Linked DNA regions of Homo sapiens: region 2 is linked to region 1. Evidence: chromatin loops called from intact Hi-C (ENCODE). Cell type or tissue: heart right ventricle. All regions are shown on one strand. Region 1 overlaps FARS2 (phenylalanyl-tRNA synthetase 2, mitochondrial). Region 2 overlaps LYRM4-AS1 (LYRM4 antisense RNA 1).

The links. Peaks named below come from ENCODE experiments on the same cell type or tissue, not always from the same donor. Only the 100,000 strongest peaks of a DNase experiment are listed, where the experiment ranks them.
Region 2: it touches region 1 in a loop (2.6-fold over the local background); 3 of 110 quality-filtered maps call a loop at or near these places.

Annotation. Positions count from the first base shown.
Region 1 is chr6:5,395,331-5,403,330 of GRCh38, reverse strand. The region is part of intron 2 of FARS2 (phenylalanyl-tRNA synthetase 2, mitochondrial); the gene reads right to left. Among named protein-coding and RNA genes, the nearest start is that of FARS2-AS1, 59 kb to the left of the region's middle. In heart right ventricle, CTCF peaks have their summits at 797 (motif pointing right), 4,668 and 7,396; no DNase peak of the experiment used is centred here.
Region 2 is chr6:5,074,858-5,082,857 of GRCh38, reverse strand. All of the region lies in intron 3 of LYRM4-AS1 (LYRM4 antisense RNA 1), which reads right to left. It also overlaps a transcript of LYRM4 not described here. Among named protein-coding and RNA genes, the nearest start is that of PPP1R3G, 6.5 kb to the left of the region's middle. RefSeq lists a silencer at 4,273-4,462. In heart right ventricle, a CTCF peak has its summit at 4,353 (motif pointing left); no DNase peak of the experiment used is centred here.

The DNA.
Region 1 (8,000 bases):
GATGAGCACAAAAGTAAACCAGTCCTTGTGTAGACTTGCAGTCAGGTATCACATTTTCTGAACAATAGAGAGAGCTTCAGGCTACGAAGATGATCTAAGGCAATCCCAGACATACTTCCTCTAACTGGCCAGCAAAATGAGACAAAACCGTTTTCAGAGAAATATTCTAATATCCTAGGCCTCAAATTATTCTTATGAGGACTAAAGACAATGACGGCTGTCAATGCTTCCTCTAAAAATAATTTAGAGCAACAAGAACAAATAAAACTATTGAACACAATGCCTTTGGCAGGCAGGCAGGCAGGCAGGAAGGAATGCCAGTCAAAACCTAGGGACAGAACTGTTATACTCCTACCCCACTGATAAGGCTTTGAAGTAAGCAAGAGCAAGCTGGAAAAAATAAGAGAAAGAGAGGAGAATGAGTGAGGTGCTAAGGTTGACCTTAGAAACCCAGAAAGTGTAAGTTACACTAAGTGTGAAAAGCCTTTAAAAAGTGTCCTAGTAGGCCTGAGCAGGGACCACAGAAAAGTGGTGTAAAAGCATGCCCAATTTGAAGTGAGAGGATCCCAAAACCATAGTTACAATAAAAGAAAAAGGAGTTAATACAAAGCGAAAGACAACCTTTTCAATTGAGTAGGAAGAGAAAAAAGATGCAAATGAGAAAATTCAAGGTTGTGAAAGATAAAGCACAGCTAAAAAATTAGAGGATTTACAAAACCATTCTCTAACCCACACCAAAAATAAATAAATAAACCACTAAAGTGTGCATTGCTACACTAACAGAAGAGGGCACCAGAGACTAAGGAAGTCTTTTACACAACCAAAAAGGAACGACAAATAAATTCAATAAAAATATAGAAAATTATTACTCAAAAATCAGAAAGTCAATTCAAAAGAGCTCAACTAATGAAAATCCAACTTTTCTCCCACCCACCCCCCAAAACTAAGGAGCACTAAAAAGAAACACAAACTAATACTTAAAAACTAAGTTACATATGCTCAATCAAGCATTTAAGGATATAAATTGCTTTAGTCAGAAACTCAAAAATTAAGAACAAAAATAGAGAAAAAATGAAAAGAGAATTGATTTAACTCAGAAAAAAAAAAGAAATAAAATCATCTCAGAAACAAAATCTAAATTCCAAAGCATGCAAGGGACAATGGAATCAATCAAGATTTAATGAGGGGGCATTGAAGAAAAGGAGAAAAACAACCAGAAGGAGGATGGTAAAATAAAGAAAGAAGAATCAGAAAGAAAGTGGTAGAAATGGAACACAGGCAAAGAAGGAATTACATTTATATAATTGGAGTCCGTTAAAGAGGGAAAAAAAAACAATGGAGCAGAACTAATACCAGATAAAATGGGTACCTGTGAAAAAGAACCTGGAAAAATCAAATATAGGACATATTCTTATAAAACAGATTTCATAAATAATGGGGAAAATCGTCAAGGCCTCTAGGCAAAAAGATCAACTAATGTAGAGGAGTAAAGCAATCAGAGTGGCATCAGATTCTTCAAAAACAACACGGAAACAAGACAACAATGAAGCCACATTTTCAAACAACTCAGTTTTTAAAAATGTGGGTCAAGAAGTTTATATCCATCAATGCTGTCCTTAAAGCACCAAGTCTACAGAAAAAACGTGAAACACACAAGAGCATAGGAATGTCACATTAATGAGCTCTTTCTGAAGAATTTACCAAAGCATGAGCCTTGTTCAAGTAATAAATAACTAGGAAAATTTCAGCACAAAACAAATGGAGAACATGTTAATACATAAAAATTACAGATTTCAGACTAAAAGCTGGGGATTACATTGAAAGACTAATATCCAATTGTTATATGTTCTGACAAAGTAGAAATAACGTAACTAAACAATGGAAGAAAGCAGCAAAGAGGAAAGTAGAATATACTGATTATTGCATAGGCAATAGTTAAAGAATACTTTTACTAAGAACAAAGTTAAAAATGAGGGATAAGGGACTTTAAAAGTTTTAAGTATAAAAGCAACCATTAAAACAAAAATATAACCTTTCTAAAGAGCAACCAAAATTTCAATTCAAAAGCATAATAAAACATATATTGTAGAGAAATAAAATGTAACATGTTATGACATATATAACACCACAATATATTATGATAAAGTTCAGATCGAATATATCAATAACTCAATAAATGTGAAAGTAATATCAATAAATATGAACAGGCTTAATTCACCTCTTAAAAAAATAAATCTGGCCACAAAGCATGACTCAACTATACAAAAGATACACCTAAAACAATGTTAAAAACAAATGGATGGACAGAATATAACAGGCAAATGGATACAATAAAAAAGCAAGCATAGCATTCTTAAAATCAGAAAAAGTAGAATTCAAGCAAAAAAACACCGAGCAAGACAAAGAAGATCTTGTATTAATGCTAAAAGTTTCAAATCACAGTGAAGGTATAACACTTATGAATATCTATATATCAATAAGACAATTATTACCTCTGTGTAGAAAGAACCATAGGGGACGCAAAAGACACACATAGAAACACATTAATATTAATGATAATAGGAAACTTTAATACATCATTCTTAGTATAAGATCAAATGTGCAAAATTAATAAGATAAAAGACCTAAAAACATAATTAGGAAATGAAATCATGTGTGTATACATAAATATGTATACGTATATTTTACACACACACACACACATACACACATATTAAACTTACTCCCTTCATAATGAAAAATACATTTTATTTTCAAGGGCCCAGAGAATATTAACAAAAATTGATCACATAGTAAGTCACAAAGAAATAAGTATATTCCATAAAGAAGAAATAATAAACTATACTCTCTGATTAAAATACAATAAAACTAAAAATCATTCCCATTAACAACATACAAACACACACACACATAAAGGTCTTTCCACCTGAAAACTGACAAAAAAAGAAGGGGAACAAAAGTCAGGAAACATACACCACAAAGAGGTAATACCACTAACGTAAAGAAACTTTTAAAAGTTGACAAAGGGCCAAAAACTCCATAGAAAAAGAACAGACAATTCATCAAAAAAAAGATATGAAAATGACCCCTGAACACATGAAAAGGAATTCAAACTTAAAGAGCAAATTAAGCAAATTAAAATAACACTGACATAATACTTCTATCACAATGGCAAAAAGTTAAAAGTCAGACAACATATTCTTTTGAATACGCTGAGGCTTTGGAAAATAAGTACAGTCATACTTTGCTGGTGAAAATGGAAACTGGTAGAACCCTTTTGGAGATGAATTTGACAACACCCAACAAAACTACATATTTGTTGATCTCTTGACCCAGTCCTTCCATTTCTAACTACTTACCCTGAAAATATACTTCCAACATTAATACACATGCACAAAATTTTCATTGTAGTATTGTTTGTAACTGCACCATATTTTTTTAAAAAGTCTCACATTGGAAAGATGTTAAATAAACTATGGTCTACCTATACAATAGAGTACTTTTGCAGGTGTAATAAAGAACGAGGAAGATCTCTCTGGACTGATATGGAATGATTTTCAAGACATCCTGATAAATAAAAAAGGCAAAGTGCAAGAGGGCATATATTACTTGCTACCTTTCATGTAAGAAATAATAAAATACACATGAATCATCTCATTTGTGAAAAAAAGGAAGGATAGGCTAGAAATAACAAAAATAAATCACCTACACAGAGGTGGTGGAAACAGGATGGAAAAAATGGTTGAATGGGAATAGAGTATAATGAATGGCAGAGTGGGGGTCATGACCTCTAAGTAAACCTTGTTGTATAGTTCTGAGTTTTAGAAGGACGTTAATACTTTATCTACGCAAAACATTAAAAATAAAATCCTGACACCTGCAATCCCAGCACTTTGGGAGGCCAAGGCAGGAGGATCACTTGAGGTCAGGAGTTCAAGACCAGCCTGGCCAACATGGTGAAACACCATCTCTACCAAAAAATACAAAAATTAGCCAGGCGTGGTGGCACACGTCTGTGATCCCAGCTACTTGGGAGGCTGAGACAAGAGAATCACTTGAACCCGGGAGGCAGGAATTGCAGTGCGCCTACATCATGCCACTGTACTCTAGCCTGGGCAACAAAAGGAGACTCCGTCTCGATGATGATGATGATGATAATAATAATAATAATAATAATAATAATAATAATAATAATAATAATAAAATAATATAAAATCTACCCAGAGGTGGGAAGAACACAAATGGAATACAAACAGTAATGATGGACAGAAGTTTATTCTAAATAAATGACAGCCACTTAAAGAGAGTGGAGAAGAAAAGAATTAACCAAAATAACTTTCAAAAACAGTATTTTAACTAAATAAGATGAAAAACAAAATAAACATAGCAAATATTGTACACTAGTTAGCAAATTTTTTCCACAGAGGTATGTGTTAACAATTATGAAACTACCTTTATGTTCATTCCAGGACTGAACAAGAAAATAAATATGTCATGAGTAAGAAGAACCAGGTTTCTCACTGTCACTATCAAAGGCAATGGGGAGGGCTAGAATGAGCCATGTGGTGTTGGCTTAGATTGGAGGTACTCATATGAATTCATATTTTGTAACATATATGCAGATACATCAATACGGAAATAGAAGTAGGTATATGTATTTCCTAGCTCTGTCACTAGAGGGGGCCTACAAGTAATGATATCCCTAGGGCAATAAGTATACTCAGGTCTAGGCTTCTAAATACCATTCTTTAATAAAAAAGGAACAGAGTTTCTTAAAGAAATGACTGATTCCAGGGCTGGGGTGGAGAAAGTAAAAGATGAATCTGGGATATCTCATGGGGACAAAAAATGATAACATGTCAGAGGACACAGAAAACTACTTAAGGGGCTCCCAAAGACCAAACCTGGGTAAATTTCAGCAATAAAATAAATCATTTTAGTAATAGGTTATAACCCATACAATAACCAAATATTCATGAAGCCATACTGATATAAATAATTAAATAAATATATGGGAGAGAAGGTAAAGGTCTTCCTTACAGTAAAATTCTAATTAATACCTTTAGAATAAATTAGAAAGAAAATAACCATTTGACAAACACCACAATAATTTCTGGCAAAAATTATCAAGGGAATCCAAAGTTAATAGGGCAAAATATTATGAGAACTATTTACACAGTCTCAAAGTATCTTCCTGCAAACACTATTAACTACAAAGGGGAAAATAATAATGGCGGAGAATCCTAATGGATGCCACATTTACCGAGTGATCAGAGTTAACATATCACCACCACGTTCTTCATGATAGAACTCACTAAGGGCACAACAAAATCTCCATGGCATTTTTGTCAAAAATGTAGAATATGAATTTCACCATGAGAAAATACAAAATCATGTCAAGTTGAGAAACATGACACAAAATATATGGCCAGTACCTTTCAAACATATCAAAGTCATGATAAAGAAAGACTGAGTAACAATATATGGCCAGTACCTTTCAAATACATCAAAGTCATAATAAACAAAGGAAGACTGAGTAACTATCCCAATTTAATAAAGGAGATGGACACGTGAAAAATATAACATGTAATCCTAGATTGAATTCTAGTCCAGAAAAAGGACATGTTTTTAAATTCAAGCAAACACATTTTTCAATTTTACATGTTCTATTTAGTTCTTTCTCAATTCGGCATAGTCTCTTTTTTTAAATAAAGACTTTTTTAAGCATCGTTTTAGGTTCACAGCAAAACTGAGAGGAAGATACAGAGATATCCCATATAATTCCTCCTCCACACATGCACAGCCTCCTCCACTATCAGCATCCTCCACCAGAGTGGTACACTTGTTACACTAGATGGACTTACACTGACACATTATAATCACCCAAAGTCCTTAGTTTACCTTAGGGCTCACTCTTGGAGTTGTACATTCTATGGGTTTAAACAAATGTCGAACATACATCCACCATTATAGTATCACACAGTGTTTTCAGTGCCCTAAAAATCTTCTACGCTCAGCCAATTCATCACTGTCTCCGCACTGGCCCCTGATCATCACTGCTCTTTTCACTGTTTCCCTAGCTTTGTGTTTTCCAGAATATCATATAGAGGGAAACATAGAGTATGGAGCCTTTTCAGCTTGTCTTCCTTCATGAGTAATATGCATGTACATTTCCCCCATGTCTTCTCATTGATTAATAACTCATGTATGATCTTTTGTTAAAAACCATTTTTATTACTTATACGTATTTGAGATTGTATTTTCTACTTCTTTAAAGATTTCATACAGTTATTTTATACTTTGCGCCAAGGAATTCAAATAGCTGAAGCAACTGGGTGTGATTTCTGCTGATTTTCACACAGGATGGTTTGTGTGTGGTGATCTTAGGCTGGATGATATCAAATCAGGGGGAAACGTGAGGGCCTAGGTAGGGGACACTTGCCTTCAAAGACTGTGTGTAACCAGGGCAGCAACAGCCCTGGAACCAATTTACCGCTCTTGAAGAGGTGAAGGTGAGGGGCCCAGGTTTGACTTCCCCATCTTGCCACTACTACCAAGAGGCCTGATCGCTCAGCTGCCCTGCTGCTGACAGCAGCTGTAGCACCTCCACACGCTTCATGTCAGCTCACTGCTCCTGGCGCTCAGTTCCTTCCATTTTCTCCCCTCTCCCTTGGGAAGTTCTGTCACTTTCGGTGAGCCTAAAAATTGTAACAAAATTATTTTATGTGGAGTCTAGTTGGGGTTTTTTTAGCCAGCATATCTAGTCTGTGAAAGAAGTGGAAGTTTCCGGAACTTGATTTCATAAACTGCTTTCAGAATCAAATTATAAATCTCCCAGGGGGTGAAAAATCCTCATACTTTTATACCTTGTTCTTAATCAAAACAGTATTATTACTCCGCTTGACAACCCCAAATTCCAGCCTTGTAGCCAAATGATTTTTTACAAATGATTATGCAAAAAACAAATCTCTGAAGGGATGAAGGCTGAGGACCAATGACAATATATAACGGTGAAATTAAACACAACTCTAACAATATTTGAGCAACTTTAGCATCACTGGAATTTATTTCCCCTGAGGAAATTAACTGAAAGATAAAAATAGCCTTTAATTACTAGAATCTATTTTTAAAAATCTCTCAGTACCTTTTAAACATAATATACATGCAACATGGAGCTCTTGGGAAGCAGTTTATATGAATTCCAGGTTTCATGAACATTATTCTTTAAGAACAATGAATTTAGTAAATACAACAGATTAAATTAGCAAGCAATAACAATTTTCTTTAAAGAATAGTTATATATGAAATAGAGTTATCCTAATAGAATACTAGAATGTCAGTGGGCTATGACATTAACATTAAAATTCAAGATTTAAAACAAAACCATAACATTAAAAACATTTATCACCACTAGGTGGTCAGATTGCCCATAATTTTTTTCTTCTCAGTGCTTTTAGATATTTTATACATTTCCTCAATAAGCAAGGTTACATTTGAAGTTGCAGAGAAAACAACAAATGTTACTACAAGGATAAAAAGAGGAATAGGAAAGGATTCAAACATCAGTCTCTCCTAATGCTAGAAATACAGTGGCCAACCCCAAAATTATTATAAGCACACAGTGTTTTGATATTCCTACAAATGAAGATAAAGCTGTTTTTTCCAAAGATGGAAACTACTCCCAGAACACGTTAATTAGTGGAGAATAAGGAGAGGAGAACTAATAAGATGAAATGGAGGGGAATATTTCACTAGTAATGGTACAGAGAAAAATGAGGTGTTCTTGGTCAAAATGTGGCTCCAGGTAGAGAGTGTCATCCCTACTAAACAAAAATATAAATAACTGATCAGGGCCAGAAAGACCCCAGGTTCCAAAGAATATCTTTTATAGTCCAGGAAAAGTGAAAATTCTGTTACCTGATCTAGTTTGGTAATAAAAGGAAGTATTTACTTGCAATTATATATTAAAAACCAATCAGTGGCCAGGCACAGTGGCTCAC
Region 2 (8,000 bases), 320 kb after region 1:
GGGGCTGGACTGGAAGAAGGCCAGGGTGGCCTGAGGGCAGAGAGCACAGAGGAACTGGCGGAGCTGAGGATGGGAGGGGACAGCCACTCAACCTTGAGCAATGAGAGGCCGTCAAAAGGTTTTGAGTCATGAATGTGACTAACCAGATTTAAATTTTGAAAAGATCATTCTGGATACAGGACAAAGAGCAAATTACTGGGGACAGAAACAATGTGAGTGAGCCCCATAGGAGGCTGTTGCCATTGTTGTGGTGAAGGGTGATCATACTTAAGAGATGATGGTTGTGGGGTGGACAAATCTGAGCGCTATTTAGGAGTGAAAATCAATGTAGCACACTTATGGCCCCAAGTGGGGGTAGGTGCAGGGAGGCAGGGGGAGGGAGGTGCCTTAGGATTTGGACTTGAGCTGTTGGGTAGACAGTAGCAGTCACTGGGGCAGGGACCCCCAGAAGAGGAATAGAGGGAGGGCAAGATCATGAATTCTGTTTTGACCAGGTTGAGCTTCTCTGGTTCTTACCAACACCAAGTGGTGTCTAACACCAGTTCTCCAACAGGGTGTCCAATAATTCAATTCTGACATTATCTACCTGGAGCTAGTGTCTGTCTCCACAGCTTAGAGGCTCAGTCCCACAAGACGGCCCCCACTTCAGAAGCCACTTGCAAACGGGGTGCCCAGGCTGCCTGCATTTCTGCCCCTCCAGCTACAAATTAGTGTTCCCACAACCCATCCCCAGCTTCCATATGACTCACGGAACTCAGGAAAACACTTTGCTTGAGTTCACCAGTTTATTATAAAGAAGAAAACTCAGGAACTGGCAAAGGGAAGAGATAGAAGACAGAGTGTGCGATGGGCATGGGACTTCCAGGGCCCCTCTGGGTGCACCAGCCTCCAGGGTCTCCACATGCTCCCCACCCAGAAGCCCCACCAGCCTTGCTCAGTCTGCAGCCCCTGCCCCTTTCTGGAGGTCAGTGGGTGGAGTTAAAAGTTCCAGTCCTCTAATCACTTGGTGTTTCTGGTACCCAGCCCATCTTGAGGCTGTCTAGAGAGCCCACTCTCAGTCATCTCATTAGCATAAATTCAGGTGTGATCAAAAGGGACTCTTTATAAAAAACAATTATGTTACAACAAAATAACACTAACAATGTAAGTAATAACAAATGTTCTATCAGAAAATTCCAAGAGTTTTAGCCTTTCTATTTCAGGAACCAAGGACAAAGACCAAATGTCTATTTTTATTATACTACAGGAGGTCTAAAGCTGAGAAGGGAAGAGGGCCCAGGACTGAGCTTTGAGCAGCCCTGATGTTCCCAGGTCAGGAGGAGGAGGATGAGCCTGCAACAGGGATAGAGAATGAACAGCCAGAAGGGTTGGAGGGAATGGAAGAGGGTTGTTCTCAGAAGCCAAGGAAGGACTTCAGAAGCAGAAACGGTGTGCACCCACCTTGCAGCCCATGGGGACTTCGGGTCCTCCCCCTTGCCTCCTGAAAGGTGCAGAAACAATGGGTGATCTCTGGCTCCCACACCACTCCTCCACTCTGGCACAATGGATGGTGGGGATGGACTGCTTTTCCAAGCTCACTGTCCCCTAAGCTTTCTCCCGGAGACAGGGCCCAGGTCTTCTCTACTCTGAGATGCAAAGCCCTGAAGTTAATAGTTAAATGATGTTAACATGTAAACTAACTTCTTGAAATTTAGACTGTGCAGTCTACCCCCCCCCCCCCCCCGCCCAAGTGTGTTCAGTCCTACTTCAAACATCATGTGCCTCCACTGCTAAAATATTTACTCCGGGCATTCAGAGGCTCCAAGCTTTACCGTTTGTTCGTGTTACCTATTGCTGCATAACAAGCCACCCCAAACAGGGCTGTTTTTAAAAATAATAACAGTATTTATTTTCTTTATTAATCTGTAGATTGGGCAGGGCTCTCTCAGGGATAGCTTGTCTCTTCTCTATTTGCAGTGGTTTGAAGGCTGGGGCTGGGATCATCTGATCACCAGGTCTGGAGTCTGGGCTGGGAAATGTCAAACAATTCAGTTGAAGTCATTGGAAAGGAATTTTCCCCTTTGCATTGAAAACAGAAATGGTCCTGGACCCTTCCTAGATATACCAAGGCAATGTTACACTCAAACCCTGTAGTCGGATTCCATAGGTAGCATTCTCAAACCCCTCAAGGAAGTCATAATTGGTTCCGGCACTGCCTTTTAAGCATAAATATTTGCCAAATTACCAAATGTTTCAGCTGTTTCCCAGGCCACACTTGCACAGCCCGAGATAGTTCAGGTGCTCCCGGTTCGGATGCTCGACACCAAAAATTATGAATGAGTAGACCAAAAACCTGGAATAACTTGGCCAAGTAACAAAACCAGGCCTTACAGCTTCCAGACCCAGATTGCAGGCCTCCTGTATTAGATATTTGGCAAACAGTTCTGCTCTTCCAGGGGCACATGGAGGTATGCAGATCCCAGTATGACCAATGACAAGGGTCATGAAACACATTAGATCTGGAGAATTGCAGGTTCCACTCTGACTTTGACCATGAACAGCACTGGTCTTTTTTTCTCTTTTTATTTTATGTGGCAACAAGGCATGTAAAGGGTTTTCACTTAAAAGGTCAGGACAGTTTGGACTCAGATATCTGGGACCTTCCATCACCATGTACTCCACCTTGAATACTAGCCAAATTACAAACTTGGGCTCCTTCATTCATATAGTAGTGCCACATAAACATACCAGATGAGATGTCATAGAATACCCACTATATCCTCACTCCAAGTTCTTTTCAATGTCGAGGACCTGATTTCCAAGTTTTAGAATTCATGGCTTGGAAAAGGTGATCCTAAATATTCCCATGGTAATAGAACCAGAGTTCAATACCACTATGCAAACATTGGAAGTATTCCAGTCAGAAATGAATAGTTTAGCCACTGTTGTACTCCAAAATAGTTGTGCCCTGGATACACTGCCCAACAAGGAGGAGCTTGCACAATCATTGGTGAAAAATTCTGCTTCCTTGTGAATCAGATAGGACAAATGGTGTTTAATTCGTACCTTTAAAAACAAAGTTAACACTCCATCAGATCAATGAGTCTCAACCATTTGATTGGACTGGCCTATTCCCAGGATAGGGAGACTGGTTTAATGGTATAAGGAGAAGTATGTTTAGTTTTGTTGTTGTAGTTGTTCTGTTTGTTTATTCTTGTTCTAATCCATCTTCTTCTCTCCTTTTGCAAATCTCTTACCACTCAGCTACTGATTCCATTTTTCTCTTCACATCCACCAAGTCAGCTTTTAATATGTGACGCTTCCTATGAAGTTTCAGATAGGGAATTGAAGGGGATCAGAACACGTGACCCCAAAATATGCCATTTTGGCACGTTGATTATTTTGAGCTGGAAGCAATTGAGAAGATGCTGGAAGACCTCTCAGACTTCCCCTTTCTACCTAAAAGCAGGACATAAATATTCTATAAGAAAGATGCCTTCCTTGCACCAAGAAGAGAATATTCTTATCATTAGAGATGGGAAGTCTATGCAGAGATGAATCTGTGTAAACAAACCTACTAAATTAACCTTTGTCTTTCATTAGTTTCCTCCATATATTTCCTAGTTACTTTCTGACAGTTTACTGATCCCAGCCCAAACCCCTTTTTCCTTTGTTTTATTACATCTCCACAATTCTTTGTTAAAAGGGTGTGTAAGCTCTCAGACCTATCCACTTCTTTGGGTTTTTATTTCTTACATAGGAAGGGTTTTGTGTACACATAGAAATATTCGTATTAAGTAAAATTTGTGTGCTTTTCTCCTGGTTAGCTGCCTTTGTGAGTTTAATTCTCAGGCCCAGCCATAGAACCCAAGAGGATAGAGGAAAAGCCTTTCCTCTCCTACACCATATATAATATGCCAAAGTATTTTTAAATATTTAAAAATTTTAAGTATTTTAAAAGAGCAAAAGCATTTTAGAAATAATTTTCCTAACTCTTCCTTGGCTTTTGAAAGAGATTAGCTTGCTTAAGCTAAAGCCACAGTGATTTTTCAGGGGCTTAACTGCAGCAGTGGAAACTTTCAAGAAAAATGCCCTTATAACTTGAAGGGATCAAGTTCTATAGCACCTTAGGCCCCATTTATCAACACAAACTGAAATATGGCAAGGGAATACACTTGCAATGAATTTGAAAAAAACATGACCCTTCTTGCCTGGATCATTTGTTTTCTCATATGTGTGCCTTCTAATAGAATTGAGGAACTTTAAGGGCTCAGAATATAAAGCCAGGGAGATTTAAATAATGTGTTTAACCGAAGCCATTTAGCCAATCTAGAAGAGCCAGGACTAGAATGACATCTAGTACAGCTGACACCTACTGGTCACCGTGTACTAAACACTGCTTACATCATTTATCGTCCTCATACAGCCCTATGGGATGAGGATGATGATTATACCCAACAACAGGTCTTAGAGGCTGAAAGAGGTTAAATGAATAGCTCTTGTTACCCAGGTAGCAAACTGCTGAGCCAGGATTTGAGATGAAGCACGCTGGCACAGTCCACTGTCTGAGCCCCATTGCAGCCCTCTCTGGAATTCCACTTGAGACAGGTCATGTTGCTTTTGATTAAAAAAAAAAAAAAGTACCCAGCTGAAAGGGGCCATCCCACCTTCTTACAGCCAAGGGGATGAGGAGAAAATAGGAAAGATTTAAGGCTTTTTATATGTTTTTAAAATTCTTAATCTCTTCGGCTTCTCCATTTCAATGTGCTTTACTTATGTTTACTTGATTAAGACTTTAACATGATTTGCATAATCTTGTCTCATTGTAACTTGTAGGTCAGGACTGACTGGCCTGAGGATGAACCCCAAAATGTTTCTGAAAGTAACAATTATGTAAACTTTACATTCTGCAATTATTCTTAACATACAAGCAATAAAAATTTGTTAAGATTACTGAGGAAAGTTGTAGAATCATCCTTCATATTTTAGAAGAAGAACCCTAAATGGATTTTGCTTCTAAAGAATCAGTTTTAACTCAATTTTGCTTCTATTTATGTGATTCCATTAGTTGTATAATCATTTATTTTACATGCTGTTTTCAGTAATAAAATTCTTAGAATATTTCCACCAAATAAAAATTAAAGATAAAAAACCCTTTAAATTCTAAAGGGACCAATAGAATATAGTTGACTTTCTATCTATTAATTCTTCAAGTTTTAGTGTCAAGTTTTTATTCTCAGGTAGATCTTACACCCCTTTTAAGTCATTTCACTTAATATTTCATAGTTTTTTAAAATTTAACTTTGGATGACTGTAAATACTCATCATGGTAAACACAAATATGTAAAAATGTCAGCTCTTGATACACGTGACAGGATTCTAACTGATGAACAGAAAAAACCACTGGGAGTCCAGGACTGATGGCGACCTCCCACTTCCACATCATCACCCGGAGCAGGTCCTGTCCCCAGCGTCTTTCAGCTTCTGGGAGGAACGCCCTTCATTCACCTTCTCAACTTCCCTGTCCACAGAGCCTGCCCACTTTTTCTACGTGAGGCAGAACTAAAAGGTTAGGGAAATGACCGCGTGTGACAGTTTTCTTTGAGGGAAGAACTTTGCGTTCTCACTGTATGACAGAGACCATGTCTTCCGTAATCCTTATAGGAACCTAGTGAGGTGGTGGAGTAGACGGCGTGGCTGACCTGCCCTAATGGGTATCCCCACTGTCCCACACACAGCCCCTGGCTCAGGGGAAGCTGACCCCAACCTGCTCCAGAATAGCGTCTGTGTGACTTAAGAGCAGCACCCCGGCCTAGGACGGGTTCAGGAAGGAGCAAGTAAGATGTGGTAGGGGGAGCCTTCGAGGAAGCTCCTGAGGGAGGTTTCCTTTTTTCTCAAGAGAAAGTAGAAGATATGGCCTCTCTTGTTCCCTGGACATTATTGTATCACCTTGAGTGGTTGCAGCCACCCTGCTACTGTCAGAGGTGAGGCCATGAGCATGAGAAATGGAAGAGAGAAGAACGGAGGTCCTTGGCGTGATCGTGTGATTGAGTGACTAGATCGATGCTTCTCAATGAGCCGGCATTTTCAGCAGAACAGTTCCTTGATGGGGTGGGCTGCTACAGACATTCTAAGATCTCCAACATCCATGATCCCCACCCTCAGAATGCTGCTAGCAGCCCTTGGAATTGTGACAACTGAAAGTTCTACACCCCTGTTCCCAAGCACCCCTCCTTAGGTGGTGATACCATCCCAACCCCATTGACAGCAAAGATGCACTGTGGCTAGACCTCCTATTGTGTGGGATGAAAAATACAACCTTAGGTTTCAGCCAGCTGGAGTTGAGTTTACTGCTGCTCGCAGCACAGAGTGTCCTAACAGGAAGACACTATTATAATAATTTTGAAAGAAAGAATACATTGAGCCTCCAAGAGCTCAAGAAATGTGCCCAAGGCTATCAATGAATTGGTAACAAAGCCAGGATTTGGCTCAAGGTCTAACTCTACAGCCTGGCTATTTTCTCCCTGTCTACCTTCCTTCCAGTCACATGCAAGTTACTCTGGCTGGTTTGTTCAAAGGGAAACAAACAAAAAACCAACAAAGTACAGAATAGTTATGTGGAAAAAAAAAAATAGCTGGGCGCAGAGGCTCACACCTGTAATCTCAACACTTCCGGAGGCCAAGACGGGTGGATCACTTGAGCCCAGGAGTTTGAGACCAGCCTGGGCAACATGGTGAAACCCTGTCTCTACAAAAAAATAGAAAAATTAGCTGGGCGTGGTGATGCACACTTATAGTTCCAGCTACTAAGGAGGCTGAGGTGAGAGGATTGCCTGAGCCCAGGAGAATGAGGCTGCAGTGAGCCATGATCGCACCACTGCACTCCAGCCTGCGTGACGGGTTTTTTCTGAGAACCCTGTTTCAAAAAAAAAAAAAATACATAAACCCAGTTAGCAGGGGGTGCCTCTGAGGAGCTAAGGTGTATGAAGTGGGAGGGAAACTTACTTTTCATTCCAGATCCTTTTATACTGTTTGAATTCTTTAGTGCAAATATCTTTCCATTTTGTAAAACAGCAAAATTTAAAAAGCAATTATGAATAAATGTTATGTTATGTATATTTTGCCACAATTTAAAACATAATAAGAATTTTTTAAAAAGCAATGTAGCACTCAACATTGTTCTAACAGCATTTGGATTCATTACAGCATTTGACTTCTGTCCTCTCATTAGCCACCTTTGGCCACTTGATCTTATTTCTATGCCCATTCTTCCTTTCATTATAATGTCTTCTTGTCCATTCCTTCCTTTTCCAGATTGCTGTTGCCTCCCCAGTGTGACCCACCTGCAGTCCTCTGGTGCAGCTCTGATAGAGAAATCTTTGATGCCAACTATATCCACCTACCAAGTATAGTGTGAATTCCTCACCCCAACATAATCTGACACTGACCATATGTCCATCCTCCTCTCCTCTATCCCCCTTAAGATGGTGTTTTCTGCAGAGCTTCCCCTAGGAATCCCTTGGGCTAATGTGAGCTCCAGTCCCTCTGCTCCAAATTTAGCTGAGAAGTCATACTTCTACCTGTTTTGCACATTGAGATTCCCTAGGATTTTGTTTGAGCAAAGTGCTTGTGTTAGGCTATTCTTCCATTGCTATAAATATCTGAGACTGGATAATTTATAAAGAAAAGAGGTTGAACTGGATCACGGTTCTGCAGGCTATACAGGAAGCATGACACTGGCATCTGCTTGGCTTCTGGGGAGGCCTCAGGAAGCCTACAATCATGGCGGAAGGTGAAGGGCACCAGCAGGTCACATGGCAAGAGAGGGAGCAAGGGTGGGGGGAGGTGCCACACACTTTTAAACACCCAGATCTTGCAAGAATTCACTCCCTATTGGGAGGACAGCACCAAAGGAAGAGCACTAAACCAGTTATGAGAAATCCACCCCCATAATCCAATCACCTCTCACCAAGCTCCACCTCCAACATTAGGGATTACAATTCAACAGGAGATTTAGCAGG